Linked DNA regions of Homo sapiens: region 1 is linked to region 2. Evidence: read pairs that join two places in POLR2A ChIA-PET (ENCODE). Cell type or tissue: OCI-LY7. All regions are shown on one strand. Links, peaks and the distances in the headings refer to the core of each region. The heading gives the core; the rest is flanking DNA. Region 1 holds the start of LOC105373501 (a long non-coding RNA gene). Region 2 overlaps TMEM131 (transmembrane protein 131).

What was found. Peaks named below come from ENCODE experiments on the same cell type or tissue, not always from the same donor. Only the 100,000 strongest peaks of a DNase experiment are listed, where the experiment ranks them.
Region 1: POLR2A ChIA-PET joins it to region 2 with 6 read pairs; 3 of 35 experiments call an interaction of 5 or more read pairs at or near these places.

What each region holds. Positions count from the first base shown.
Region 1 is chr2:98,049,050-98,064,977 of GRCh38, reverse strand. LOC105373501 (a long non-coding RNA gene) reads left to right here and starts at 12,579. Exons shown (of 3, transcript XR_923092.3): 1 at 12,579-12,688. RefSeq lists an enhancer at 9,624-10,823. In OCI-LY7, for the core only: no CTCF peak of the experiment used is centred there; no DNase peak of the experiment used is centred there.
Region 2 is chr2:97,948,979-97,964,906 of GRCh38, reverse strand. The region is part of intron 1 of TMEM131 (transmembrane protein 131); the gene reads left to right. Among named protein-coding and RNA genes, the nearest start is that of TMEM131, 39 kb to the left of the region's middle. RefSeq lists enhancers at 1,686-1,765, 6,993-7,072. In OCI-LY7, for the core only: no CTCF peak of the experiment used is centred there; no DNase peak of the experiment used is centred there; H3K4me3 peaks cover 1,389 bases; H3K27ac peaks cover 1,135 bases.

The DNA.
Region 1 (15,928 bases), core at 5,903-9,902, 100 kb before region 2:
TGAGCCACTGCGCCCGGCCCTTTTCCTTTAAGAGAGTCTACAAGTAACCTCAGATGGGAATTCAAAGCCACATACATGCAAAAAAAAAAGCTCTGGTAAAGGTGATTATGCATTTTTAAAAAACAGTATAAATACTTGAAAGTGCAGTATAAACTAATAAGAGCAAAATTTGGGAAATCCACAAATATGTGGAAATTAGACAACATAATTCAAAATAATCAATAGGTCAAAGAAGAAATCACAAGGTAAATTAGAAAATACCTTGAGGTGAATAAAAATGAAAACACTACATAACAATACTGTGGAATGCAGGGAAAGCAGTGATCAGAGGGAAATTTTTCTAGCTGTAAGCATCTATACTAAACAGAGAAGAAACGTCTCTAATTAACAACCTAGCTTTCTACCTTAAGACACTGGGAAAAGAAGAGCAAACTAAACACTAATGCAAATGTAAGGAAGAAAATAACAGGGATTAGAGCAGAAATTAATGACATAGACGGTTCTTTGAAAAAATCAACAAAATGGACAAATCTTTAGCTAGACTGACCAAGGAAAAGACTAGAAGACTAAAATTAGGAATGAAAGAAGGGACATTATGACTAATCTTACAAAAATAAAAAGGATTATAGGGGAATACTATGAAGAACTGTAGGCCAACAGATTAGGAAACTTAAGTGAAATTGAACAATTTCTACAAATACACAAACTACTAAAATTGACTTAAGAAAAAATAGGAGATCTGAATAAGCCTATAATAATTAAAGATATTGAATTATTAATTAAAAGCTACTGACAAAAAAGGGGGGGGCAGGCTCAGATTGCTTTAATGTTAAATTCTAACAAACATTTAAAGAACTAATACCAATCCTTCAAAAATTCTTCCAAAACATTGACAAGGAAGGAACACTTTGCACTGCATTCTATGAGACCAGAATTACCCTGATACACAAACCAGACAGACACCACAGGAAAATAAAACTAGAGACCAACATTTCTTATGAATATAGATACAAACATTTATTTTCAACAAAATACTAATAAACTGAATCCCACAATGTATAAAAAGGATTTTACACCATAAACATATGGGATTTGTCCCGAGAATGCAAGATGAGTTCAATCAATGTGATGCAGGGCAGGCAAGCCCCAAAATTGGGAGAGTTTTTGGCTTCGCTCAGGAAAGAATTTAAGTGTGAACTTGTGGTGTGAAACAGCAACGTATATTGAAGCAGCAGTGTATAGTGGCAGCAGAGGTACTGCTCCTTGTGCAGCAAAGCTACCCCATAGGCACTATACCCAGAGCAGCAGCTCAGAGGCAGTACTATTTGTACCCACTTTTAATTATATGCAAATTAAGGGGCAGATTATGCATAAATTTCTAGAAAAAAGCTGGTAACTTCCAGGCTGTTGGGTTGTTGCCATGGAAAGGGGCAATCACTTCTGGATGTTGCCATGGCAATGGTAAACTGACATGGCACGCTGGTGGGTGTGGCTTACAAAAAGCTGCTTCTGCCCTGTGTCTGTCTTAGCTAGTCCTCAATTTGGTCTGGTGTCCAAGCCCTGCCTGCAGAGCTGAGTCCCACCTACTACCTCAAATGTAATGTACCTTTATAGAATAAAAGACAAAACCACACGATTATTTCAATCAATACTGAAAAAGCATTTGAAAAAATCCAGCATTCCCTCATGATAAAAACACCCAACAAACTAGAAATATAGAAGGGAATTTTCTCAACCTGACAAAGGGCACATATGAAAAGCTTGTAGCTGGCCAGGTGTGGTGGCTCACGCCTGTAATCCTGGCACATTGGGAGGCCAAGGTGGGTGGATCACCTGAGGTCGGGAGTTCCAGACGAGACCAGCCCGGCCATCATGGTGAAACCCTGTCTCTATTAAAAATACAAAAAAAGAAAGAAAAAGAAAAACCTACAGCTAATATCATACTTAATGTTGAAAAACTATCTGCTTTCTCCCTAACATCAGGAACAAGACAAGGATATTTGCTTTGGCACTTATATTCAGTGTTGCACTACCACCTCTAGCCATGTTAATTAGGCAGGAAAATGAACTTAAAGGAATCCAGATTGGAAAGGAAGAAATAAAACTCAATTTTCAGAGGATTTTTGTCTTACATATAGAAAATTCTAAGAAATGCATTAAAAGCCTATTAAAAACTAACAAAACAAGTTTAGCAAAGTTGCAGGATACAAGATCAAGGTACAAAAATCAATTGTATTTCTATAGATCAGTCATGAACAAACTAAAAATGATATTAAAACAATTCCATTTATAATAACATCAAGAATAAGATATTTAGAAATAAAATTAGGAAAAGAAGTATACAAATGCTCTGAAAACCACATAACATTTTTTAAAGAAATTAAAGAAGAGTTAATTAAGTGTTAAGATAGCTCATGTCCAAGAATCAGAAGACTTAATATTGTTAAGATGGTGGCACTACCTAGACTGGTATCTGTAGACTTATTGCAATGCCTGTCAAAATCTCAGCTTTTTGCAGAAATTAACAAGCTGATACTAAAATTCATGTGGCAATGCAAGACAATCAAAACAACCAAAACAATCTTGAAAGGAAAAAACGAAGTTGGAAGATTCACACTTTCTGATTTCAAAACTTACTACAAAGCTATAGTAATCAACTACTTTAAAGTTCATATGGAACCAAAAAAGAGCCCGCATCACCAAGTCAATCCTAAGCCAAAAGAACAAAGCTGGAGGCATCACGCTACCTGACTTCAAACTATACTGCAAGGTTACAGTAACCAAAACAGCATGGTGCTGTTACCAAAACAGAGATATAGATCAATGGAACAGAACAGAGCCCTCAGAAATAACGCTGCATATCTACAACTATCTGATCTTTGACAAACCTGAGAAAAACAAGCAATGGGGAAAGGATTCCCTATTTAATAAATGGTGCTGGGAAAACTGGCTAGCCATATGTAGAAAGCTGAAACTGGATCCCTTCCTTACACCTTATACAAAAATTAATTCAAGATGGATTAAAGACTTAAACGTTAGACCTAAAACCATAAAAACCCTAGAAGAAAACCTAGGCATTACCATTCAGGACATAGGCATGGGCAAGGACTTCATGTCTAAAACACCAAAAGCAATGGCAACAAAAGCCAAAGTTGACAAATGGGATCTAATTAAACTAAAGAGCTTCTGCACAGCAAAAGAAACTACCATCAGAGTGAACAGGCAACCTACAAAATGGGAGAAAATTTTTGCAACCTACTCATCTGACAAAGGGCTAATATCCAGAATCTACAATGAACTCAAATAAATTTACAAGAAAAAATCAAAAAACCCCATCAAAAAGCGGGCAAAGGATATGAACAGACACTTCTCAAAAGAAGACATTTATGCAGCCAAAAGACACATGAAAAAATGCTCGTCATCACTGGCCATCAGAGAAATGCAAGTCAAAACCACAATGAGATACCATCTCACACGAGTTAGAATGGTGATCATTCAAAAGTCAGGAAACAACAGGTGCTGGAGAGGATGTGGAGAAATAGGAACACTTTTACACTGTTGGTGGGACGGTAAACTAGTTCAACCATTGTGGAAGTCAGTGTGGCGATTCCTCAGGGATCTAGAACTAGAAATACCATTTGATCCAGCCATCCCATTACTGGGTATATACCCAAAGGACTATAAATCATGCTGCTATAAAGATACATGCACACGTATGTTTATTGCGGCACTATTCACAATAGCAAAGACTTGGAACCAACCCAAATGTCCATCAATGATAGACTGGATTAAGAAAATGTGGTACATATACACCATGGAATACTATGCAGCCATAAAAAATGATGAGTTCATGTCCTTTGTAGGGGCATGGATGAAATTGGAAATCATCATTCTCAGTAAACTATCGCAAGGACAAAAAACCAAACACCGCATGTTCTCACTCATAGGTGGGAATTGAACAATGAGAACACATGGACACAGGAAGGGGAACATCACACTATGGGGACTGTTGTGGGGTGGGGGGAGGGGGGAGGGATAGCATTAGGAGATATACCTAATGCTAAATGACGAGTTAATGGGTGCAGCGCACCAGCATGGCACAGGTATACATAGGTAAGTAACCTGCACATTGTGCACATGTACCCTAAAACTTAAAGTATAAAAAAAAAAAAAAGCTATAGTAATCAACACAATATGGTACTGGCAGAAGGAATGCATAAATGATGTCAATTGAGCAATAAATCCAGCAAATGGTTGCTGTGAAGACAAATGGAGCCCAAGTGGACTGTATTAAGAGAATCAAGTTTCCATTCATCCAGTGAACATTTAAGTTTGTTTCTATTTGCACTGGAAGCTAGCAACTGCCTACAGCAATGCTCCAGGAGTTAGAAACAAAGGTTCTTGAGTTTGACAAACATTCTCCATGGTTATCAGAAACCTTACTGCTAATAAAGAATGTTGGCGTAAGCTGACCAAGTGAGGGTGTCCAGTGCTTTTTCACACTTGCTGCTGCACGTTTCCTTAGCCCCTGTCTCCCAGCTCCTCCTAGGGATGGGTAAGGCCACCGGCTCCTCTTTCTTTACATTTTGAGTAAGAAGGATTTAATATGGTCGGCCTTTCAAACGAGTCTCGGGTATAGTAGGCCTTCACTACAGAAGTAATTAGTTGGAACTGTTACTGATGGAAGTTGTCCTGGTTACTGGCAATGAATCCCTACAGGTCTGCAGCAACCTCAGTTCTTGCTTCCTCAGAAGAAAGGATTCAACTGAGGGGCATTGCCCGCTCATGCCTGTCTAACCACCTGTAATAGGACTGTATCGGACTATTGGGATTGGAAATGGGTTGAAAAACATAAAGAACATAAATCCATAGGGACAGAAAGTAGATTAGTGTTTGCAAAGGGCTGGGGTAGAGGAGAATGAAGAGTGACTGCTAATGGGTGCAGGTTTCTTCAGGGTTGATGAAAATGTTGTGGAATTAGATAGTGGTGACAGTTGCACAACTCTGTGAACATAATAAACATCACTGAATTGTACATTTTAAGCAGATGGGTTTCATGGTATGCGAATTATATCTCAATCAATCAATCAATAATGAGAGCTGCTTCAGTGGCCAAAAATACCAGATGGAGCAGAGTAGTTTAGTAACACGAAAGTCTAGATCGTAGATATTTTGAGCAACAACTGCAAACTCGATTTGAGGGCAGGACTGGAGACTTCGAAGAAGGTTTTATATGAGGCCAAAGGAGCTGCAGTTTCTCTTTCCAGAATGGAGGAAAAGGTTGAAGGTAATTTTTCTGACATTTGAAGATTAGATTACATGAGTGTAATAAGTTTACTGAGCTCAATATTTGACTTTGCATTTAGTCCAGGACAAACTATTCATTGAAAGATTGGGTGGTTCTTATGAATGCTCTCATGTATTTTAAAGGCTTTATATATAAATCTATTGGGAGTGGGGATAGACTTCAGGATACATCTCCAGGCAAGAGCAGAAAGTAGTGATCGCAGTGGGGAGGTCTATATTGAACGCAGGGAGTCAAGCACAAAGGAAATAGAACTTAAGAGGGAAGGAGCAGCAGCTATAGCGTACTGGCTGACTCAAGCATCGAGATGTCCTTGTCTCTAGTGATTCTTGATCCCCACTATCCTTTCCTTGAGTATCCAAACCAGGGAGGCAAGAAGTTCAAAGCCCTAGAACTTTGAGGCTGGAAGCTCAAAAAGTCTTCTGAAATGAGTGTCTGAATTAGTAGCCTGATATATGACGACATGGTTTGTCTTCTCAGGTAAACAAGGCTGTTGTATTTTCCAACTTAGAGGAGACCCTGCCTACCCTTAGGAAGTAGACAAGATGGAAGTCTAGCACACTTAATAGGTAGATTTGCTTATGTCTCTGCCTAAGGGATAGAGCTCTCCCTAGGAGAGAACTCATCCAAAGGAAGAGGAGGCAGAGTGTCATGGAACTAACATAGATTTGCTACTGAGTTTGGTCCGCACCCGGCCTTCCCTGAACTTATTATATCTGGGCCCCAGGGAAAGAAGGGACAATGAGTAAAAATGGAAGGAGGCAATTTTCCTTGAAGCATTTGTGAGATGGAAGCAGCTTTAGCCGAGTGTAACACAAAAAGGGAGAGAGGCATTCTGTTTTCAGCTGAGCTAAACCCATCTTTAGGCCCAACATTTGTACTGCTATTTTGGGTATCTCTAGGCTCTGCCAGTTGGAAGTGGGCGGAAGCTATATATTTCATTCCCCAAAACCTCACAACCAGATGGTACGTACCAATCATTGTACGTCTCAGACTGGAATCTGCAATGTACAGGTCTCATTAGCAACTAGGTTCCCAAAGTCACACAACCAGTTTTGTGACCTCTGTGGTTTCCCACCTCTTTCCATTTATTGGCACCCATACACTGGATTCGTTCCCTAGGGCTGCAGTAACAAAGTAATGATATCTTGATGGTAAAAAGCAGCAGAAATTCATTATCTCACAGTTCTGGCGGCTAGAAGTCTGACATCAAGGTGTCCGCGGGGCAAGGCTCCCTCTGAGACTCTGGGTAAAATCTTCCCTTGACTCTTCCGAGCTTCGAGTTGCTGCCGGCAATCCTTCACATTCCTTGGCTTGCAGCTGCATCACTCTAGTATCTGCTCTATCATCATGTGACATTCTTCTCTCGGTGTGGCTCTTCCCTTCTTATCAGGACACCAGTCATATTGGATCAAGGGCCCACCCTGTTCCAGTATAACTTCCTCTTAACTCGATTCCATTTGCGAAGACCCTGTTTCCAAAAAAGGTCCCATTCATAGGTGCCAGGGGTTAGGATTTCAATATATATTTTGGGGGAGCACAATTCAACCCACATCGTGCCAGAAAAGGCCACTCAAAAGCCAACATGGTAACGTCCCAACTATAGGACCAGGTGACGATGACGTATGTAAAGCGGGTCCAAGATCTAAGTGGAACTTGCGAGCGTGGTACTACCGGGTCTTCTCATGCTTGTGTCCCAGTGATACAGGAGCAAAGCTCGTAACTTGAACATCTCTCGTTCTACAAATGAAGAATAATATCTAACATCCCTCAGATAATTAACCTTCTAAGGATGAGGGTTTCTTAAAAATTTTGTGCCATGGACTCCTTTGGCACTCTGAGAAGGCTATGACTCTCTTCTCTGAAAAAAAAAATGCATTTACTCTTTTATTGTAATCTTTTAAATTAAAATAAAATACATAGCTTTGCAAAGGAAAGCAATTATTTTGAAATATAGTTCTCAAAATACTAGAAAAAATCAAATTTGTGCTATAGTAATATATGTGCTTCATGATTATCCCTTGAAATAACAAGCTCTAGTGGAAAATCTAATAATTAGTGTCATTTAGAAGTGATGACAAATGTAAAAAATATTTGGAGATATCTGCAGCAACTGGGACATCAGTGAGAGTCCCTGGGACTCCTGCACAGCAGAGCTACTGCTCCTCTCCTACTGGGGTTTGCTGCCTACTTTTGTAATGGAAGGAAATGCAGTTTTTCAGTTTAAAGATAGTGAAATAAGTATGTAATTTTTTCCATTCCGGTTGATGGACTTCCTAAATTCTATCCTGAGACTCCTGGGCGGTCAGTGGACCTCATGTGAAGAATCCTCCAATGGATATGGAAAGTGGATTCCTAATTAGGGAGCTTCAAAAGGTGACTTACAGCACCAGGGGGAAGAAAAATTTCATTCTATTACACTGTCTACACAGAATCATCTTAAAATAGGTTATAGACCCTTTAAGGCATTTCTCTTCACAACAGAATTCTGGGAGATGAGGGCTATGCAGGCACCATGTGGGGGGCTGCAGACGCAGGGGTTAGCCAGATGGGAGGAGTGGGGGTCTCGGAGAAGCTGTAGTACGATCAGCTGGAAGCAGAGCAGGAGTAGACCTAAGAAACAATTGGGAAGTGAAGATGATGGGGCCAGAGCAGAAGAAATTAAACTGCTGAAATGGCTAACCTCACCTAGTAACTAATTCAACGTGTTTGTAAACATTTGCAAGGTAGCCTGGGCACCCCTATAAAATGCCTGAAGAAATTCCTGCATTATTTGGTGGTTGGATAGAACCAATGAAATGTAGGTTATGTTAGAATGTTTCAGATGGGTTTCCTCTACAAACAGTACAAGTACAAGTTGAAAACCTGAAAATCAATAATTACACTACCGCTGTTATTTCACTGTGTACTCAAGGTTAAGAAACAGGAACTTAAATTTCAGAATTTATATTCCCAGTTCAGTGATGATGCCCTCAGAAATGGATCTCTTTTTTTTAAGAAAAAAAAAAAAAAAAACCAGGCCGGTCGCGGTGGCTCACCCCTGTAATCCCAGCACTTTGGGAGGAGGCCGAGGCGAGCAGATCACCTGAGGTTGAGAGCTCGAGACCAGCCTGACCAACATGGAGAAACCCCATCTCTACTAAAAATACAAAATTAGCCAGGTGTGGTGGCACGCGCCTGTAATCCCAGCTACTTTGGAATCTGAGGCAGGAGAATCACTTGAACCCGGGAGGCGGAGGTTGGGGTGAGCCGAGATAGAGCCATTGCACTCCAGCCTGGGCAACAACAGTGAGACTCTGTCTCAAAAAACAAACAAACGAACAAACAAACAAACAAAAACCTACCAGTAAAGAACCATTGAGAAGCTCATTCTCTAATGCATATAATCTGTGGCATCCATTTAGAAATGTTCAAAATAGCCCTTTAGCACATCCTCTGTCATCTTCTGTACCTACACAAACGTGATGGAGGTGGAGTATATGGTAATGCTGGTTTTGGTGGGGTTGCTGGGGGTGGAGTGGAGACTGATGTTGAATCTTGTCTCTAAACTTCTCTTCTTGTTTTTCAACTGTGCCTGGCCCACAGTTGATATATTCCATGTGCCAGTGGCCTGCAAAAGAAAAAGTAAAGCTCCCAGCCTCTGTTTTAGGGAAGGCATGGCCATCCAATCACCTGGGCCTGAATAATCCACCTTCTTGGAGCCCTCTTCTGAACAGCCGTGCCTTGGAAAGGGGCCTGGGGTGGACATCAGGAGACCTAGGGCCTAATCATAGCCTTGCTGAGGATGTGTTGTCTGACCTTGGAAAAGTCTGTTAATCTCTTGGGGTTTCAGCTTCCTCTCTACTAAATCTCCCAAGAACTTTCCAGTTCAAAAATTATTCTATGGCAGCACAACACTTAAAGGAAAAGCATTTGTGTGGCCCTCCAGTATTGTTTTTGATTATTTTAGTCAAAATGTTTCTTAAACATGTAAAGTTAAAACTCAATAACGGATTTCCTTATGTAAATAATTTTAGAGATTTGAGACAAGCAAAACAACAGATGAGATAAAATTTTAACCAATATATACTATTAAATTTTAATTACTTTTCCTCATTGATAATTGACATTATTAATTCCATGTGATGAATAATACTGGTTTTGCTAGACCCAAACTGCTGCTCACACTGGAACATGCTACAGAGAACTCCTCCACCATTGTGTTCCATATGATGACTCAGGTCTCCCATCACTGTCTCCTTCTGAACCACTGTGAAATTTTCTTCAAGCCCTGCCATCATTTGGCCTTTGCATTGGAAGAATGCACTGTTTTTACTTTATATTCTCCTTTGTTCCTTCCTCCTGAGCCTGCAATTATTAAAGTAAAATGACAAGACACCAAATGATGCTGTAATCAATGGCCATATCTACATATGGGTCCTCCAGACAACCTCAAAAGTGTTTACACTAATATTTTTGTTAGGTTATCACTGAAATAAAAACACAAGAATTTTAAGCCAAGCATAATGGCGTCTGCCTGTAGTCACAGCTACACAAGTGGATGGCTTGAGCCTAGGGGTTCAAAACCAGCCTAGGCAACATAACAAGACCCCAAGCTCTAAGAAACAAAACAAACAAACAAAAAAAAGAATTTAAAAATTTTTCATAAATTCACAGTTCCTTGAAGATGTGTGCCTGGATCTTCGTGTGAGAAATGCTCCTTTATCATTTACAGGGGCCTCGACAGAACCTTCCTCTAGTGTCCCCATCCCTCCTCCGAAGGAAGGACACAACACATACACAAGACCTTCAGTTCTTCTCAAGTGTTTTTGGAGATCAGGGTGTAGAAACCAAGATCAAGTTTGTTTCCAAACGTCATCAAAAACAAGGTGACGTACCCAGAAAACTTGCGCCCTCTCTTACAGAAATCCAATTCTCATTCCCTGCTTTCTAGGAGGAATTTAAGAAAATAGGTTGAAAAGATTCGAGGACCAAAGGTATATTACTTCAATGAGAAAAACACAGCCAGAGACTGACCTCTTGACCTCCAGATGGGCTGTTTCTTTTCTTTTTTGCAGGATGCTGCTATAGAAAAAGCTCATGAAACTCAAAGGCACAGAGACAAGCTCATGGCTGCATTATGAAGCTTGCATAGTCCCAGGAGAGCGGATAGCCCTCTTAGCAGATTCAAATTCCACTCTCTCTAGAAACATGAAGTAGCAGCCTACTGTGTACAAGAAAGCCATCAGCAATGAGGTAAGGTTGACCTTCACAGCGCAGCCCAAACCCTGAGACCTCATGGTCAGAACAACAGGAACGTAGTGTTTTCATGATAAGGTGTGGGAAGGTAGAAATCAGTCATGACACAGAAGCCAACCACCACACAGGAAGCCCCCAGTCCACTGGTGGCCCAGCAGGGTACAATGGATCCAGATGAAATTGTCAGGATCTGTGGCAGTTTGGCCACTTTGGCGGAGCTTTAAAATTATTAATCCAATTTCATGACATTTATAGAATTATTTAACTTATCAATTTCATAATCGGTGAACACATTAAGGATTGTTCTTTCTTCTTAGAGAGTTGGCCATTTTGTTATTATGTAAGTTTGTCTTTATTCCTGATAATTTTCCTTGCTCTGAAGTCAGCTCTGTCTGAAATTAATGTCACCACTCCAGTCTTAATAGGTTGAATCTTATCCCCTTGTTACAGGAAAGGGGTCCTGATCCAGATCCCAAGAGAGGGTTCTTGGATCTCACACAAGAAAGAATTCAGGACAAGTCCGCAGTGCAAAGTGAAAGCAAGTTTATTAAGAAAGTAATAAAAGGAAAGAAATAAAAGAACGGCTACTCCATAGACAGAGCAACCCTGAGGGCTGCTGGTTGACCATTTTTATGGTTATTTCTTGATGATATGCTAAACAAAGGGTGGATTATTCATGTCTCCCCTCTTTAGAACATATAGGGTAACCTCCTGACATTGCCATGGCGTTTGTAAACTGTCATGGTGCTGGTGGGAGTGTAGCAGTGAGGACAACCAGAGGTCACTCTCGTGGCCGTTTTGGTTTTGGTGGGATTTGGCTGGCTCCTTTACTGCATCCTGTTTTATCAGCAAGGTCTTTATGACCTGTATTTTGTGACGACCTCCTGTCTCATCCTGTGACTTAGAATGCCTTAACTCTCTAGGAATGCAGCCCAGTAGGTTCAGCCTCATTTTACCCAGCTCCTATTTCAGATGGAGTTGCTCTGGTTCACACACCTCTGACATTTCCCCCCACCCTTTTTATAAACCCTTAATCCTAAGGCTTGCAGAGGCATAAAGATCCGTCTTCTGTAACTTCTTCATGCTGAATAGGGGCAATGATATTCCTGCCTAACTATGAGGGCCTCTTGCATTCAGGGTAGAGAGGAGCTCAGTCAGAAAGCATTAGTATGGTAAGGTCCATTTATAACTTTTGAGTTTCAACAAAAGGTGATATTTGGAAGATTAATAAATGTTTAATTTAAGAAAGCATTCAGTAAGTTTGTCCTGTATTCCTACACAAAGAGTATTTGGAAAATTAATAAGTGTTTAATTTAAGAAAACATTTAGTAAGCTTGTCCTGTATTCCTACACAAAGAGTATAACAGCAATATATTTCACAAGAGTAAAGGAAAATAAGTAAAGTTATTCCAAGTAAACTAAATTAGAAAGCTTTTCATGAACTGGGCAACTGTTGGAACTAAGCTGATATGGGGTTGTTAGCTGATTGTAATGTGCCCAGAATTAGAATACTGATCCAGATTTTTGCATTACCCATCTCTCTTGTTTCTTCTGAGCAGCAGTTAGACATCAGTGGTTGGTTCACAGGAATATGCAGTGTTAGACTAAATTGCAGAAACAAACTTAAAAACAACTGATAAGACTAGAATCTAATACAAAGTATACCAGTTTTTGAAATGTAATATTTCTCTCTCCAGTTTCCTATTTTTACTAAAGACAAATCATGGTAAGACCGATTTGCTTTATTATACTTGGCCTGATTATTTGTACAGCAAGAATAATTATTTTTCACATAAGCTCATTTTAAATTGGCTTTGAACTCTATTCCATAGAAGGAATTTCAGATAAGACTTCTTTTTTTTAAATTGAGACAGAGTCTCGCTCTGTCGCCCAGACTGGAGTGCAGTGGTGCTATCTCGGCTCACCAGAACCTCCACCTCCTGGGTTCAAGTGATTCTCCTGTTTCAGCCTCCCGGGTTGCTGGGATTACAGGCCCTGCCACCATGCCCAGCTAATTTTTTTTCTATGCTTTTAGTAGAGACAGCGTTTCACCATATTGGCCAGGCTGGTCTCAAATTCCTGACTTCCAGTGATGTGCCCACCTCGGCCTCCCAAACTGCTGGGATCCACTTTGCTCTGCCTCAGGTAAGACTATTTTACAGCCGAGCCCAGCCATGGGTTTGCACCCTCAAATACCTGAGTTGGGTAAATTTTTTTCCTCTCGAGGTCACAAGATAACTTGGGGCTCCATGACCTGTCAGAAAGTGACATTCTTTACTCACCACAGGTTAGAAATTCTGCACAGAGACTGTTTTAGGCAAGGTATGAGGCCAGTCCCCCAGGGGGCTTTTATTGGCTCTATATGTTAGGTTTAATACCCTAAAGGAAAACATGCTGTTCCAGTCAAAGCCTTAGCAAAATAACCAATGTCTCCCGTTGTGTCCTGTTACAAAAGAAAACGGATTTTTATTGCACCTATGCAAATAACTATATTGCCATAAGTTAAGAATACTTACAAACAGTTTCCAAATTTTAGAGAAATTAAATACAAAGAAATAAAAATAAATATGCTCCAAATTCTGTTCATAGGAGTACACTCAACTGTTAAAAGCTGTAAATAGCTCAAAAGAAAAGTTTCCTTGACTCTGAAAAACAAAACAAAGGATCAGCAATGTTTTAAGCAAAGTTAAAAAGATTAGACTTCTTCAGTTTAGTCCATATAGTTAACTTCTGTTTGATAGTTATGAATATTTCAGTTCTCCATTAGAGTTCTGAAAGTTTTTTCCTTTATTCTGATGACACAATCTCCAAAGTTATCAGAAAACCTGCATTTAAGAACACCTATTAGAGTTCTATAATTGATTATAAATCACCTTTTAAAGAGGATTAAAACGAGGTAACGATTGGGCCAGGCACAGTGGCTCACACCTGTTATCCCAGCACTTTGGGAGGCCGAGGCAGTTGGATCACCTGAGGTCAGGAGTTCAAGACCAGCCTGACCACCATGGCGAAACCTCATCTCTACTAAAAATACAAAAACTAGCTGAGCATGGTGGTGGGCACCTGTAATCCCAGCTACTCAGGAGGCTGAGGCAGGAGAATCACTTGAAACCAGGAAGCAGAGGTTGCAGTAAGCTGAGATTGCGCCATTGCGCTCCAGCCTGGGCAACAAGAGAGAAACTTTGTCTCAAAAAGAAAAAAAACCAGGTAACAATTGTCTATGGCTGACAAAATGTTTTAGGGGAGCCACGATCAAAGAAACAATTGACAAGGAAATTTGTTACCTCCATGGCATACAATGATTTTATGTAACGATTATCATTATTACTGATAATGTACACTAAGTCATATCAGAATTATAAGAGTTTCCCATGATTTTGGAATATATATACCAATAACATATTTATACAAATATGGCCCAAAGAAAACCAAACACCATTTTATATTTGACAATGCTCCCTGTATGATTTTTGTACCAAATAAGCCAAATGTCACTGTTGCATTAGTGCATTATCAATGTCAAACCCAATTCTTAATAAAACCTTATAAATATATCGATCCAATCTTAATCAGTTTGACCATAAGGTAAGATTCTTATAAACCTTTTATAACCCTTTACAAGTTTTTGTTAAATAGCAGATCATAAGCAGGTTTTTGCTCTAAGAAAAATCTGTTGTGCTTTTATTCCAATTTTTAATTTATAGAAAAACTGAATAATACTCCTTTAATTTAGCCAATGTCCACACACAGAATCTCTTTTACAATTAATTTTCTACAAACCCTCCACAATTGTTCAAACCTTTATTCTAACTTAAAACAATTCTTTAACCCCTTAGGCAAAAAAAATGCACATTCCCATGCCTTCTTGTAATCTTTCGCCAAAAACACATTTTACTTTCTTTACACACCTTGCATGTAAAATTTTTTTTAGTAGTTTTAGTTACATATTATAACGTTAACTTTTAGCAACTTTTATTTTTGGTGAAAAACTTGGTAAGTTCGGGATTTTAATTATATACAAGGTGTGGCGCCTAGCCTAGGACACACCAGACAGAAGTGTAGATAAGAGCTGACTCTCCAGCATAGCTAGGTTGCATGACTAACTCCACATGTCCCCAGGCCTTACCTAGCTATAAAGCAGGCAAGTTGTACAGCAAGAGTCATAGTGGCATTTTATGAAGCATTTACAAGGCTTAACAACCTTTGAATTGTATGACATTTCTTGCATAAATTCCCTTTCACAAATCCTTTCATGACTTACACAGACCATCTGAGATATTATTGGACTTTCTGACCTGCCCTAAACATCCCTCCTGTTAGACAACCAGTCATTTTACTTTAGGACAAGAATTTCCCATACAAGATCCTTTCTTACATAAAATCCCTTTCTTAATAATCTTCTTTGTATAGCAAAGGGGCATGGCTAATTCCACATGTCCCCAGGCCTTATCTAGAACCTCATGGCTTTAAGGTAGGTAAATTGAACAATTTTGGAAAAGTTAAAGCAGCAGTTTATGACCTTAAAGCCTTTAGCAAACTTAATATCTGACCTGCATAATTTAGACTAAATGTTTTTATTTTAACAATAATTTTAAAAGCTGTTTTTCCCAAAGATTACTAAAGTTATATGAACTAAAAGGCATTACAGTTTCTATTTTGCTTTTAAAATATTTGATGTAAGTGCTTATTTTTGTTTCAGCCAATTAATTAGAGCTCTTATATATAAACATTACACACAACACATATGTAGCTACAAGAAAGACAGAAGATTATACTACAGTAGTTGTAAAATTTTTCATTTGCCAGTTTTTAAGTTTCTTCATTGGATTACTGGCTTTAGGATGGAGCCCCCGGAAGAACAGGGCCAGGAAAGTGGTCTCTGTTTCCTCCTGTTTTTCCCAAGGAGTCTAGGCTGTTAGAGTTTAACTATCCGCTTTTAATAGTACTGATTTTAACCATAGCACTCTTTAATAAAGTCCTTTTAGAATTTCTTATGCCAAACGGCCGATATTTCTGACTTTTGAACTTTACCAAAGGTAACCTCCCAGGTGCTTAGAGAAAGGAAAATTTAAGACAGTCCACAGAGGAGAAGAGAATAGACAAGGTCATGCAGGTATTAAACCAGAAACGACTTACTTCCTAGGTGGGGAATTGAACCTGGACCGCTACTGTGAAAGCGCAAAACCTTAGCAACAGAGGTGCAGCATGGGACAGCCTCTGTTTCCTTCCCCAGACGGAGTCTAGAGTAGTTAATTTTGAGCTTGTAAAGGCTTTTAACTTTTTAATATGATTTTTAGCACTAACTATGACATGAACCCTAAAATTTCTGTTCCCTGGAAGGCAGAGACCAAGAGAAAGTACCGCCATGTGGTTAAAAGGTCAAGC
Region 2 (15,928 bases), core at 7,748-11,747:
CTATATTTTATAGATGAAGAGACTGAGGTTGTAAAGACCAAGAGTCAGTGTTTTCCCAAAGTTTGCTGATAATAGTGTGTATTAATTTACTGCTTGGTAACTTATTTCTGTTTTATAGATTAGTATCTTCCTTCCCAGGATTTGTTGGAATTAAATAAGAATAGTGCATGCAGATTGCATAGTACAGTGTCAGGATGTAGAAAGCATTTAGGAGATATGGTTAGACATTTTACTTGGGTTATTTCTGTTTCGATGTGTTTTTCTGTCTGGGAGTAAACAGGTGGTTTAAGGAAAAATCTTGATTGCAGTAGAATTGACTTAGTCAAGGACGTATATTTCAAATGTGTGTTTAACAAGCTTGATATGATAAAAATAGATCCAATTCTTAGTTGCATGTGATTTTTGCTTTCCTCTGTAATATTTATTTGACTGTTTTAAAGAAATTATGGAAAACATTGACTTCTTTCCCAACTGTATTTCCCTGCAATTTGTTTGCAGTGGAACTGAATTTACTCTAAAGAGGAGGTATGTGGCTTGCATATCATTTTCAGTAATAGGAAGTGACATGAGCAAAATTGCAAGGAAACAGAGATTAGAGACCAGCCTTGAATAAATCCAGTATAAAAGTAGAATGCCTTAACATTTCTCCTAATTTCCTAAATTGTATTACAGCAGTATTTTTGACCTTGTAGGTGGTGGTCTCCTTTATTATTATTATTTTGTCTGGGGACATAGGAGATTTCTTGAGAAAGACCTTTAACTGCAGCTGTATGTGGTAATAAGTGTGTAGGGATTGCTGTCATTCTATTAGTAGAACATTCAGGAATGTGAATGCTTGATTTGCCAGTTTCCTTGGAAGTCGGTTGGAGTATTAGAATATTACTGTACACTATACCTGTGCCACTTTTATGTAAGCCTGTTAGAACTGGATTCTGGAAAACATTTATATTTGAGAAGTTAACTTATTCTTCCAAATATTAATTCATTCTGTATCTAGATATTTCAGACTTTTAGCAAAAATTTACCACTATGCATTTGCATAGAAGAAAAACTTTTAAAAATATGTGATGTAGTATAAACATCTGATTTATAAGTGAAGATAAAATTATTCTAGCTTATATATAACAACAACAACAAAGGGAAATTATTCTAGCAATCTCAAAAATTCTTATTGTATTTATTTATTTTTTGAGATGGAGTTTTCACTCTTGTCACCCAGGCTGGAATGCAGTGGCGCGATCTCCGCTTACTGCAACCTCCGTCTCCCTGGTTCAAGCGGTTCTCCTGCCTCAGCCTCCTGAGTAGCTGGGATTACAGGTGCCCACCACTAAGCACAGCTAATTTTTGTAATTTTAGTAGAGACAGGGTTTAGCCATGTTGGCCAGGCTGGTCACAAACTTCTGACCTCCAGTGATCTGCTCACCTCAGCCTCCCAAAATTCTGGGATTACAGGCATGAGCCACCATACCTGGCCTGCAATCTCAAAAATTCTTAAAGCTGACTGGTTCCTGAGACCTTAAGGAAACAAAAAAGCTATCAAAAATTAGTAAAGCTCCTTTTCTCCCACTTTTAACATACAAGAAATTAATAAAAGACAGAAATGAGGTGACATCTATGTGCCTTCAGGGTATTAAGAGCCCAGGGTAATAACCTACTTTAAAACAATGCTGTAAGGTTGAACATGACTAAACTTGTGCCAGCTTTCTTTTTCTTTCCTTTATGTTTTAGCCAACTCTATTGAGGTATAATTTGCATACAGTAATATTCACTAGTTTGAAGTGTGCATTTTGATTAGTTTCATAAACATACAGTTGTGAAAATGGCACCATCTTAATGTAGGACATTTCCATCATCTCAGAAAGTTCCCCTGTGCCTGTTAGCAATCAGTGCCTTTTCCTCATCACTGGTCTCAGGCAACAACTATTGCTCTGCTTTTTGTCACTTTCTGTAGCTGCTGCGTGGTCTAGAATTGTAAATAAATGGAATCATACTACATGCAGTCTTTTGTTTTGACTTGTTTCAGTTTGCATAATGCTTTTGAAATTCACGTTACATTTATCATGTTTGTTTCTTTTTATTGCTAAGTAAACTACAATTTAGTTTTTTACCTGTTAATAGATTTCTGGGTTGTTTCAAGTTTAGGGCTATTATGATTAAAGCTTTTATGAAGGTTTAAGTAAAAGTTTTTTTGTGGACAAATATTTTCATTTCTCGCAAGTAATACCTGGGAGTAGATTGATGAGTTGTATGGTAAGATTATGTTTAACTTCAGAAGAAACTGTCAAACCATTACCAGCAGGATGTGAGAGTTCCAGTTGATTTTACAGTATGTCTTTCCCCAACACTTGATGTTGTCAGTCATTTCAGTGGGTACTTAGTGGTATTTCATTATAGTTTTTTTTTGAGACGGAGTCTCACTCTGTTGCCCAGGCTGGAGTGCAGTGGCGCTATCTCAGCTCACTGCAAGCTCCACCTCCCGGGTTCACACCATTCTCCTGCCTCAGCCTCCCAAGTAGCTGGGACTACAGACACCCGCCACCACGCCCGGCTAATTTTTTTGTATTTTTAGTAGAGATGGAGTTTCACCCTGTTGGCCAGGATGGTCTCAATCTCCTGACCTTGTGATCCACCTGCCTCGGCCTCCCAAAGTGCTGGGATTACAGGCGTGAGCCACTGCGCCAGGCAGCCTTTTCATTTTTTAAGCAGCGTTTTTTGAGAGTAAATATTTTAAATTTTAATGAAGTACAGTTTTTCAATTTTTTCATTTACAGGTCTGTGTATATTCTGTATCCTGTAAGAATTTTTGCCTACCACAAGATCACAAAAATTTTCTCCTGTGTGTTTCTCTAGAACATTATAGTTTTAGCTGTTTATTTAGGTCTGTAATCCATTCTGAGCTAATTTTTATATATGGTAGGAGGTGGGAGTCAATATTCATTATTTGCGTATTCAAATAATGGGAATATGTAAATAATGCATATTGCAATAGGGAATAGAACACAAAAGCATGCTTTTTGTTGTTGTTGACTTTTAAAATATTGACCTACAATTTCCCGTAAGTTCACTTTTTAAAGTGCATTTGCATATTCAGCTGTTGCAGCACAATTTATGAAAAGACTTTCATTTTCCTCCATTGAGTTGCTTTGGCACCTTTATTGAAACTCAGTTGACCATGTATTTGCGTGTCTGTTTTTCGATTTTCAATTCTGTTCTGTTGATTTACATATCATTTTGTCAGTTCTGTATTAGCTTGGTTACGGCAGTCTTTTAGTAAGTCTTTAAAGGGAGGCAGTATGAATACTGCAACTGCTTTGGCTGTTTTAGTTACTTCCATTTCCATGTAAATTTCAGACTTGTCAATTTCGAAAACAACAACAACCTGAGATTTTGATTGAGAGCACATTAACTCTAATCAAACTGGTGAGAATTGATATAACAACATGGAGTTTTTAATCCCAAACAAGATTCATCTCTTTATTTAGATCTTTTTTAATTTCTTTAAACAGTATTTATCTCTCATGTTTTTGGAGGCTGTTGTATAGGGAATTGTATTTTTTCCATATACAACAATTGTATATTGTATACAAGTATACAAACAATTGGATATTTGTTCTGTATACAACCGATTGTATTTTTTCCAAATACAATGAAATTATATTTTATTTTATTTTTCAATTGTTCAGTGCTTGTATATAGAAATGTAATTGATATTTGTTATTAACTTTACGTGCTATAACCTTACTTGTTCTAATAGCACCTTTTTTTTTTTTAGATAGTGTTTACAGCTTCCTTTCCTTGTTCCCAATTTTGGGGGGAAACATTCAGTCTTTGACCATCAAGTACGATGTCAGTTGTAAGTTTTTAATAAGTGTTCATAATCGCTGAGGAAGTTCTTTCTATTGGCTTACTGGTAATTTTCATCATGAATTGGTGAATTTTATCAAATTCTTTTTCTCTATATTAAGATGGTGAAGTAACTAGTTTTTCTTTTTTTAGAATGTTAATATGGTAAAATACATTACTTTTTAAAAATGTAAACCATCCTTGCTTTTCTGGTATTAACTCTGTTTGGATGTTATATATTACTCATTTTTACATATTGCTGGACTCAATTTGGTAAAACACCTTTAAGCATTTTTTATGTCTGCATTAATGAAGTCTGTTGGTTTTAGTTTTTGTATGCTATTTTTATTTCTGGTGTTGGATTAATGCTGGTCTCATCAAATGAGTTGGGAAGGATTTTTCTTACAATGTTGAATCATTTTTATAGAATTAGTCTTATTTCTTTTAAGCCGTTTTAGCATCATTTGTTAGAATTAACCAGTGAAACCATCTAAGGCTCAGACAGGAAAACTGCAAAATGATACTGGATCATTTTGTGTCGTAAAGCAAACATGTGCTCCAGGACTAATGGAAACAAGTTAGAACAACACAAAAACTGGCTTGAAGGGATTCTCATTGGCCAAATTTGGAACATTTTGAACATCAAAAAAAAAAGTAATCAGTTATATTGGAAGAAAATATGAGTCCATAGTGATACTTAAACATGAAGAAGGTGGATGGAAATAAAAATGACATTACCAAAGAATGCCTTCTAGTAAATGTACAAGGAATGATTGAATTAGAAAGTTACCGTTTTACAACTGCCACTGTAATCATTGACTCAGGCAGGAATTGTCAATGGATGCTAAAAATTATTGGTAAAGATTATTGGGTATATGTGTACTATCTCAAAATTCTTTTTATGAATTATCTATTACAAAGGGAAAAATACATCTTTGTGATGCAAAGATCTGGTGGATACTACATTAAGCAAGTGATCCAATTTAATATCACCAGTAGTGACAAATTGAAATATCAGTCTCTTGTTAGGGTTGCATGTCATTTCTATATTATTCTTACCAAAAATATTTGCCCTGAATCTAATCATGAGGAAACAATAAAGCAAATCAAGATTGTGGGATATTCTGTAAAACACTAGGTCTTGATTCTCCAAAAATTATGTCATGAAAGACAAAAACTTTTGAGGGGGACTGTTGTAATTTAAAGGAGACTAAAGTGACAACCAAATATAATGCTGTAATGCATGATCCTTGATTGGATGCTGGACTGAAAAAAAAGGTTATAAAGGACATTTTGGGGTGGAAACTTAAATACCGACTGTATTTTTTAAATGTTATATGTCAGTATTAAAATGGTTGGCTGTGGTAATAAAATTGTGATTATGTAGGAGAATGTCTTTGTTCTTAAGGGATCTGTGCTGAAAGTATTTACTGGGAAGTGTTGTGGTGTCTGTAGCCTGCTTTCAAATGGTTTGACCATATATAGATACACACACACACACACACGCAGACATATATATATTTTTTTCTCATATATATGAGAGAGAGAGAAAGGGAGAATGTGCTGAAACAAATCTGATAAATACAGTTGTTTTAACTATTCTGTAGGTTAACCTTTTCTACAGTAAAAGGTGCGCCAAGAAAATACTTCCCTGTTTGAGAGTCAGGACCACAGTGGCTCTTCCAGGCCTTGACCATGGGGCTGAAGCAGTTGGTTCTTCAAACCTGTCCAGCTCTTCCCCACCTCCCCAGAGACACAGATGACCTTGTATCTTAGCTCATTGAAACAGACCCTCCAGCGTCAGCTCCTTCTATTTCTCCCTTCTTGTAACCTCAGTTTGTGTCTCCCCCCACGTTTCTTTACTTCAGTCTTCAGATAGAGCTTTTCTTCTCCTTTCTCTTCTCCTGTTTTCTTGACTTTCCAAGGCATCTACTTTAGAGTCTGGCTTCTCTCTGCCACTCAGAAACCTGTCTCAAGACTTACCAGTGGCTTCCAATTGGCCAACTCTGGTGGCTTATTTTCAAGTCTCTGCCCCTCTGTCCTCTTCTTTTCTCTGTGGGATAGTCTTTGACACTGTTGAGCCCTTTCTTGGCTTCCATGACACATGCCCTCTTCTGTTCCTCTTGCTCATAAACCTCCACTGTCAGTGCTCCACTGCTGCTGGAGGGAGGTTCTGCCCGTAATAAGTTGCAGAGCTCAGCCCTCTACCATTTCTTCCTTGATTTTTGAAAGCTGAGAGCTTCAGTTTCGTCCCTCTGTTGGTGTCCCTTTCCCCAAGTTCAAGTACTGTCTTGGAACTGCCTGCTTCAGCATTTTTCCTTGCATAGCTCATTGTTAACTCAGATCCCATTTATCTGAAGTTGAATTAAGCCTTTCCTTTCTTCATATGCCCCTTCAAATCTGGTCACTTGCCCTAGGCGTAACAGGCATTTAAATCACCAGCCTTCAAAGCTTGTGGGTATCATAAAATGCAGACTCCCAGGCTCAGTCTCAGAGAATGCGATTCAGTATGTCTGAATGTAGGCCCAGAATCTACCTTTTGCTGAGTACCAAGGCATTTTAATGCAGTGGTCCAAGAACTCCACTTTGAGAACAGCTACTTTAATGATTGGTTTCAGGGTTTGTTACTGTTCTACTTCACCATGGGCTTTCTCTGTCTTCAGGAAGCTGCACCTGTTGGGAGATTATTCTAAGTATTGGAAGGTCGTTGAGAGACAGCCTGAGCTTGAGCTTTGTAGAGATGCAGACCTGATCTGTCCTCTCATCTCTGCCACTTGCCAGAAGTTTGACCTTGGGCAAATTACTGGAAAATGGGAAAAATAGCACACAACTTCCAGGGTTTGGTGTGGATGGTGGCTCAGCTTCTGCCCCCCTCTCCAGCCTCTTCTTAATTCTCTTCAATGCTCCCCAGATTTCAGACCTATGAAATGACTTATCTTCTTAAAGAACCATGATTTTTCATACCTCAAATTCCTTTGCACTGTTGTGCTTTCTGGTAGGAATGCCCTACCTTAACCTCCGTGTTCACCTGACTCTTCCTTCAGACGTAACCACTCCATAAACCCTTGTGGCTGAATTTGGTGGTTTCAGTGCACCTGGAGCACCCAGTACTTGATTTATTCGTCTGTGTCTCATCTCAGTGTATGAGTTCCTTGAGGAGGTCCAGCCTTAGCCGTTAGCACTGTGGTTATGTGCAGTAGCTTTTAGTTAAAAGTTATCTTTTTTTTTTTGGAATAATCAAGGCACCTACTATGACATTAGCTAATTGTATTTCAGAGGCCTAGTTTTGAAACTTTCATTATTTGTCAACATACTTGGCAGCCATGCCAGCAGGTATAAGCTTTCCCGCATGTTTTCAAAACAGGAAACTTTTGTCCTTTGGAATAGAAGTTCTAACACTTGAGCACATTTTTTTTTTTAAACTAATGTCTTGAAGAGGTAACTTGTTTCTTTTTTTAAGTTTAGGTTTGCCTCATCCCACAATGAGATCATGAAATAACCTTGCCTCTCCCCATCCTATGAGTTAGCTGGTACTTTCTGTTTATAGTCAGTGGTCAGCACCAAAATAGTATCCCTTGAATTTCAAAGCAAGCCAGGACAGACTAGAAGTACATTAAAATTTGTGCCTGGTTACTAGAGGGGGAAAAATAAAATATATAATGTTGTTTCATATGTATGTAGTCAAAAGTAAAACATGTGACTAAATAAATTTTAAAAATAATAAACTAAAATTCATAGTAATGCTAAAATTTAGTTTATGTAAATCATTAAGTACCAGGCACAACAAAATTTTTGTTTCTTTGCTTTTTGTTTTTATGTAAACATTATTGTGCTTAGAAGTTGCCAAATTTGGTGTCTTTCAATTTTTTTCCTTTTGGAATAAATGTGAACAAAGTCTCACATTTATTCAAACATTTAACTTCATTTTAAAAATTATTGCTGTAGGATAACTTTTTTTTTTTTTTTTGAGACGGAGTCTCACGCTGTCGCCCAGCCTGGAGTGCAGTGGCGCGATCTCGGCTTACTGCAACCTCCGCCTCCCGGGTTCAAGCTATTCTCCTGCCTCTGCCTCCTGAATAGCTGGGACTACAGGCACATGCCACCACACCGGCTAATTTTTGTATTTTTAGTACAGATGGGGTTTCACCATGTTGGCCAGGCTGGTCTCAAACTCCTGACCTCAGGTGATTGCCTGCCTCGGCCTCCCAAACTGCTGGGATTACAGCCGTGAGCCACCGTGCCCAGCCGCTGTTGGATAATTTTTTAACTTAAAATTTATGTCAGAGATGGAGAATAAACTATTAAAGACTAATAGAGAATAAAATTTTTGGACCATGTATTTACAAAAGTCATGTTTAGTAGTAAAAAAAAAATCTAGTTTACACTACTTAATGAAAAAAGAGAAATATTTTTAAATATATATAACACATTCTCACTTTGACATAAATTTTTCTCTTTTTACCCCAGTTACTACTATGCCCAAGAAAATTTTCCAAACTTTAAGTCTTTTTTTTCTTTTACCACTTTGGAGTATGACCTGTTATTTATAAACTTTCCTTGAAAAAAAATCGAAATTTTAATTTGTACCCTGAAACTTTGATCAAAGTAATAGGAGATCAATACCACATGAGTTAAAGAATGGAGTAAAAATATAATTGTTCTCTGTATAATCAAGAAATTATCTGATGGGCCATTGTAACTATTTCACATTTCCATTTAGCAAGTTGGTTCCGAGATACAAAAATATTTGGCACTTTTTGGCTTGTGGATGTCCAGTTGCTCTAGCACCATTTATTGAAAATTGAAAAAATTCCTCCAGTGGATTATTTTCATACTTGTATCAAAATCAATTGGGCATATTTGTGTGGCTCTCTTTCTGGGTCATCTGTTCTATTCCATTAGTCTGTGCATGTCATTTTGGCAATGTCACACTCTCTCAGGTACTCTATTACTAGAATAATACTACCCTTACTCTTACTCTACCTTAATATTGGGGAAAGTAATTTCTGTCACTTTTTCCTTATTTCTCAAGATTGTTTTGACTATTTTAGGGTGTGTACCTTTGCATGCAAATTTTAGAATAAGCTAGTTTGTGTGTATGAAATATGTTGCTGAGATATTGATAGGAATTGCATTAAACCTGTATATTAATTTGGGGAGAATTGACATTTTTCCTGTGTTAAGTACTCTATTATATATGTTCATTTATTTAGGTTTTCTTTTTTTAATCAGCATTTAAAATTTTTTAGTATATAGATCCTGTACATAGCTTTCACTTTCCGGAGTGATTGCAAGTATTTCACTTTCCAGAGTGATTGTAAATGGTGTTTTGTTTTTTATTTTTTGGTTTCCATATGTTCATTGTTAGTATATAGTGTCTTGTTTTTAACTTTTTGGTTTCCATATGTTCATTGTTAGTATATAGAAATGTTATTGATTTTTGTGTGTTAATCTTATATCCTGCTTCCTTGCTGAACTTACTTATTCTAGAAGTTTTAGATGATTTTCACAGGTTCCTTTGGATTTTCCATGTAAACGATCGTATCATTTGCCAATACGGACAATTTTATTCTTCCTTCCTGATCTGTATGCATTTTATTTTCCTTGCCTTATTGCAGTATCTTAGAATTTCTAGTACTGTGCTGAAAAAAAGTTGTGGATCACCTTTTCCCAGTCTTAGGGGAAAACCATTCTTTCACCATTAAGGTATAGATTTTTGCAGATGCTCTTTGTCAAGTAAAGGAAGTTCCAGTTTGTTCCTATTTTAGTGAGAATTTGTATCATGATGAGATGTTGGATTTTGTCAAATGATTTTTTTTGCATCAATTGACATGATCATATGATTTTGTTATTTATTAGTATATTTGATTCCATTAATTTTTTTTCAAATGTTGATTCAGTCTTGCATATTTCGGATAAATTCTGCTTATGGTGTGTAGTCCTTTTTCTATATTACTAGATTCAGTTTGCTGGTATTTGTTTGAGGGTTTTTGCATCTAACTTAATAAGGAATAGTGGTCTATAGTTTTAAAAAAATTTTGCAATGGTTTTGTCTAGCTTTGATGTCAAGAGTAATACACTAGCTTCATTAGATGAGTTGGGAAATGTTCTTTGTTTTTTTAAACTAGATTATGTAAAATTGGCCCTAATTCTTTTTAAAATGTTTGGTAAAATTTTCCAGTAAAGCCATTTTGGCCTGGGAATTTCTTTTTTGGAGATCTTTCTCTTTTTTAGTTTTTTTTTTTTTTTTTTTTTTTGAGATGGAGTTTCACTCTTGTCTCCCAGGCTGAAGTGCAATGCCGTGATCTCAGCTGACTGCAACCTCTGCCTCCCGGGTTCAAGCAATTCTCCTACCTCAGCCTCCTGAGTAGCTGGAACTACAGGCGCACGCCACCACGCCCAGCTAATTTTTTGTATTTTTAGTAGAGATGGGTTTTCACCATGTTGGTAAGGCTGGTCTCGAACTCCTGACCTCAGGTGATCCACCCGCCTTGGCCTCCCAAAGTGCTGGGATTACAGGCGTGAGCCACTGCGCCCGGCTGAGATCTTTCTCTTCACAAATTCACTGTCTTTAATGGTTATGGGTATATGCAGGCCATTTCCTTCATCTTGGTTGAGCTTTGGTAGTTTGTGGTTTTTGAGGAATTGGTCCGTATTTTCAAAGTTGTCAAATTTATGAGCATAAAGTTATTCATTCTATGCCCTTAGTAATCTTCTAATGGCTATAGTATGAAGCTATCCCTTGTTTCATTCCTGATGGTTGTGCTTTGTGTCTTCACCTTTTTGTCAGTCTTGCTAGAGCCTTTTCAGTTTTGATTATTTTTCAGAGAACCAGTATTTGATTTCATTGATTTTTGTTGTTGTTATTTTCCTGTTTTCAATTTCATTGGTTTCTGCTCTTGTTTTTATAATTTTCATTCTACTTGCTTTGAATTTATTTTGCTCTACTTTTTCTAGTTTCTTAAAGTAGGGGACAGAGATTATTAATGTGAGACCATTTCCTCTTTTCTAATATAAGCGTCACTGTGACATAAGTGTTTCGGTCAGAACTGTTTTTTGATATTTTGCGTTTTTATTTTTATTTACGTATATGTATTTTTTGCTGTTCTATTGCTTTTTGGCCAATGATTTGTTTAGACATGTGGTATACAGAAGTGTTTGAAGATTTTTGTGTTATGTTTCTGTTACTGATTTCTAGTCTGATTACATTGTGATTGGAAATCATATGAACTTAAGGTTCACCAGCATTATAGTTGGAAAATGGAATAATTTTAATTATTTTAAAATAGTTGGGGTTTGTTTTATGACCCAGGGTATGGTCTGTCCTGGTGCATGGTCCACGGTAGCTTAAAGGGAATGAATATTCTGTTGTAGGGTGGAGTGTTCTGGAGATGTCTTTTAGATCCTGTTGGTTGATTGTTGTTCAGTTCTTTTCTGTCTTTGCTAATTTTCTTTTAGTTCTACCAGTTGCTGACAGTGAAGTGTTGAAATCTCCACCTGTAATTTAGCTTTATCAGTTTTTGTTTTATTATTTTGCAACTCTGTTGTTTGGTGCATTTACTTTTAGGAGCAGTATTTTTTTATTGATGGATTGATTTTTAAAGTATCGTTATGTAATGTCTTTGTCTCTAGTAATTTTCTTTCCTCTGAAATCTACCTTATCTGTGTTAACATAGCCATACCTGTTTTTAAAAAATAATGTTAGCATGATATATCTTTTAACGACCTTTTATGTAAAACTGATGTGTTTGAAATAAGTTTTATTAGACGGTATGTAGTTGGGTTTTGTCTGACTTTCATTAAGGTCTCTTTGCCTTCTCTGTTTTTTAAAATGCACTTTTCTGAAGTTATTTCATTTCCATACATTGAGCACAGCAGATGTTAAGTTTGTTTTAACCGTCAGTATGATTTAAGAAACTTGATGGAAAAGGATGGTCTCTTATATTTACCCCTTCCTTTGCTCTTGTTTCCTTTATGAAATTCCAAGCTGCCTTTTATTATTTTCTTTCTTTTTGAAGATACTCCTTTAGACCTTCTTTAAGCGTAGGCTTGGTAGTGACAAAATTTTTAATTTGCTAATACCTTTATGTTACCTTCTTTTTTGAAGGATAGCTTTGCTGGTTATAGCATTCATAATTAACAGTTTTCTGTTGTTTTTTGTTTGTTTTGTTTTTGTTTTAATGAGACAGGGTTTCACTCTGTCACCCAGGTAGGAGTACAGTGAGTGGCACAATCATGGCTCACTGCAGCTTGACCTCCTGGGCTCAAGCAATCCTCCCACCTCAGCCTCCTGAGTAGCTGGAACTACATATGCACAGCACCATGCCCAGCTAATTTTTAAAATTTTTTTGTAGTGATGTAGTCTCACTGTGTTGCCCAGGCTGGTCTCGAGCTCCTGGGCTCAAGTGGCCCTCCCGCCTCGGCCTCCCAAAGTGCTGGGGTTGTAGGCATGAGCTACCGTGCTGGGCCCACACAATTGACAGTACTTATGTTTCAGTTCTTATATTTCAGCATTTAAGAAATATGCCACTCCTTTTGCACTTTCATGGTTTCAGACTGAACACCAATTCGAATTGGTGTTCTAGTATAGGTAATGTGTCATTTTTCTTGGTTCCTTTTAAGACTTTTTGTCTTTAGTTTTCAGAAGTTTGTGATGTGTCTTGATATGAATTTCTTTGGGTTTATCCTATCTGGAATTCGCTCTGTAAGTTTATGTCTTTCACCAAATTTGGGAAGTTTTCCTGTATTAATTTTTCAAATCCTCCCTCAGCGTCACATTTTTTCTCCTCTCCTAATGTTAGATTTTTCATTATTGCCCTGGAGGTCCCTGAGGCTTTGTTCATTTTTTTGTTTCAGCCTACTTTTTCTGCAGCTGTTCAGACTGAACAATTCTTTTTTTTTTTTTTGGAGATGGAGTCTCGCTCTGTCACCCAGGCTGGAGTGCAGTGGCGTGATCTTGGCTCACTGCACCCTCCGCCTCCCGGGTTCAAGCGATTCTCCTGCCTCAGTCTCCCAAGTAGCTGGGATTACAGGCGTGCGCCACCACACCTGGCTAATTTTTGTATTTTTAGTAGAGATGGGGTTTCACCATGTTGGTCAGGCTGGTCTTGAACTCCTGATCTCGTGATCTGCCCGCCTTGGCCTCCCATAATGCTGGGATTACAGGTGTGAGCCACTGCGCCTGGCCGAAATTGAACACTTCTTTAGATCTGTCTTCAAGTTCACTGATCCTGTATGGTATTAAAGGACTCTAAAAGGTGGAAAGCGGGTGGACTGGCTAGGGGACGTTAGGACTTGAAACACACTGGACTGGAGTAATTTCCATGCATGTGTGTTGGGGCGGTGTGGTGTGTATGCGTGTTTGTGTTTTTCCCCCGTGTATCCCAGACTGGAGTGGAGTACAACTTGAAATTGCCAACAGGCATAAACAGCAACAAAAACAAAAAACAGAAAACCCTGTCCTCTCTGGCCAAAGGATCAGGAAAAGGGAAGCCCAGGAGGGACTTGCCAATGAGACATTTTACCCAGTGGCAGTAGCAGGCCTAGTCTGCCCACAACAGTGGCCCAGCAGAGATAGAGTGAGAAGCTTACCAGTGAGGTGACTGTAGAACAAGCCACGGGAAATGCTCTTATTCACCCCTCAGGTCTGGCAGTCCCCTACCCACTGGCCTAATCATACTGTGCAGCCTGAGGATGTGCCTTCCACCCCGCTGTGTGGCACCAGAAGCTATCCAGTGGGAGCTCCAGCAGAGCTAGAAGAATGAAGCAGACACATATTACCATCACAGGGGCTTACAAAACTCAATTGTCTTTGGAACTACAGACTACAAAAGTAGACCAGAACCTACACACCAAACCTAACTGACTCCATGTTTTTCTAACTTCCTTAAATCCTTATTTTCACTTAAAGGGATTTTTTTTTTCCTGTTACAATATGTCTGGTTGTGCTGAATGTGAGTCTGCACCATCAGTGAACTGTTGACTTATTCTGCTCTCTGCTTCTGTTCTCTGGTTCTATCATTTTAACTTTAAAATGTGCAACTCTGGTAAATCCCTAAAATTAACAGTGCATGTGTTCTGTAGGAAATGAGTTCCTCTTGGTTTGTTGGCTATTTCCAGCTTATTGTACTTTCTTTACTGCAAATTTAGGCTATTAAAAGGATATTAGTACCTGGAAACTAAGCTCGTTTTCCTCCTTTTAATCCTTATTGGCTAAAATATTAGTCATCTTTGGTTACAAGTTGATGGCTGAGCAGTTTTTCATTCCACAGTGTTGAGAAACTAGACTGGAATCTTGAGCTGATAAACCAGAATGCAGATGTGGTAGATATTGGAGTCTTGGAATCAGCAGACCCATGCCCTAGTTCTGGCTCTGAACTCATTCAACTTCTACATGATTTCTGAGAAACCCGTAATTAAAAAAAAAAAATTATTTCTAAGTCAGTGATGTTAACTGCTCTCCCAGTCTGTTGCTGCCTGAAGGGGAATATCCGGTAAAGAGACCCTGTCCTGATGCTCTTTGCCACAGAGTGTAGAGCTGCTAGCAGGGGGAGAAGCAAGTGTAGGGACATTAGGATCATGGCATACTGGAGAGAGGACTAGGGCTACAGAAGCCACAAGGACAGTCAGGGAGAGGAAAGGTGGAATGTCCATGAAACACAGCACTGCTATCTTCAAACTTTGACTGTTTTTAAATTGAAACATAGCTTATAATCAGTAGAGCACACACATCTTAGGTACGTAGCTTTTTAAATCTTTATATATGTATGTATTTGATTATAGTTAATGATTTTAACTATCATACAGACGAAAATGTAGACTATAAAGCCTTGCGAACACTTTTCATGGGGAAATACTTTTTTCCATTCACTGCTTTAATGAAGTGGTTAAATATTGGCTTGATAAGGTATCTATATGTATAGATGTATTTTTATTTTTTGTCTTGTGCTGAAATTTTGGATATTCTGTAAGAAAGACACGTAATGAGATTGGTAGCCATCATCCTCACAAAACATAGTGATGTGTTTCTCAGAAGGAGGATTTAGTAATGATAGGCCTTTGGGTTTGCAGGTACAAGAAATAAGGCAAGGAAAATGGTTGCAATTTTGGAGTAAGGCCTTCATGTAGTTGATGTGAGATGATGATTTGGAATCCTTCAGAAGCTATTGTATAAAAGTAACCAAAAGAAGCAAGCCCTGTGTGGGGTGTAAAAATAAATACTGACTTTTTTTTTTTTTTTTTTTTTTGAGACAGTCTCACTCTGTCGCCCAGGCTGGAGTGCGGTGGCATGGTCTCGGCTCACTGCAAGCGCTGCCTCCCAGGTTCATGCCATTCTTCTGCCTCACCCTCCCGAGTAGCTGGGATTACAGGTGCCCGCCACCACGCCCAGCTAATTTTTTTGTATTTTTTTTTTCAGTAGAGACGAGGTTTCACCATGTTAGCCAGGATGGCTCGATCTCCTGACCTTGTGATCCACCCGCCTCGGCCTCCCAAAGTGCTGGGATTACAGGCGTGAGCCACCACGCCTGGCCTTGACTTTTAATAAACAGATTTATTGAGGTATAATTAATGTACAATAAACTGCACACATTTAAAGTGTACAGTTTGAGTTATGGCCCATGTGAAACTATTACCATAGTGAAGATTGTGTGAACGTGTGCACTCTCTATTTCCTTGTGACCCTTTGTAGAATTTTCTTACCTCCCTTCCTAATCCCAGGCGACAGTTCTTCTGCTTTCTGTCACTTAGATTAGTTTGCATATTATACAACTTTGTATAAGCAGAATCATACAGTATTTACTCTTCTGTTGTCTCCCTTCTTTCACTCAGCATGATTATTTTTAGATTTGTCTGTAATGTTGCATGTTTGACTGTTTTAGTACTGCATAGTATTCCACTGTGTTGCTGTATCACAATTTGTTTATCCACCCACCCGTTGATGGGAATGTGAGTTGTTTCCTCTTTTGAACTATTACAAATAAAGCTTCCCTAAATATTCATGTACAAGTCTTTCATTTTCATTCACACATACGTTTCATTTCAGTTGGGCAAATACCTAGAAATGGAATGTCTGGTGGGTTATGTG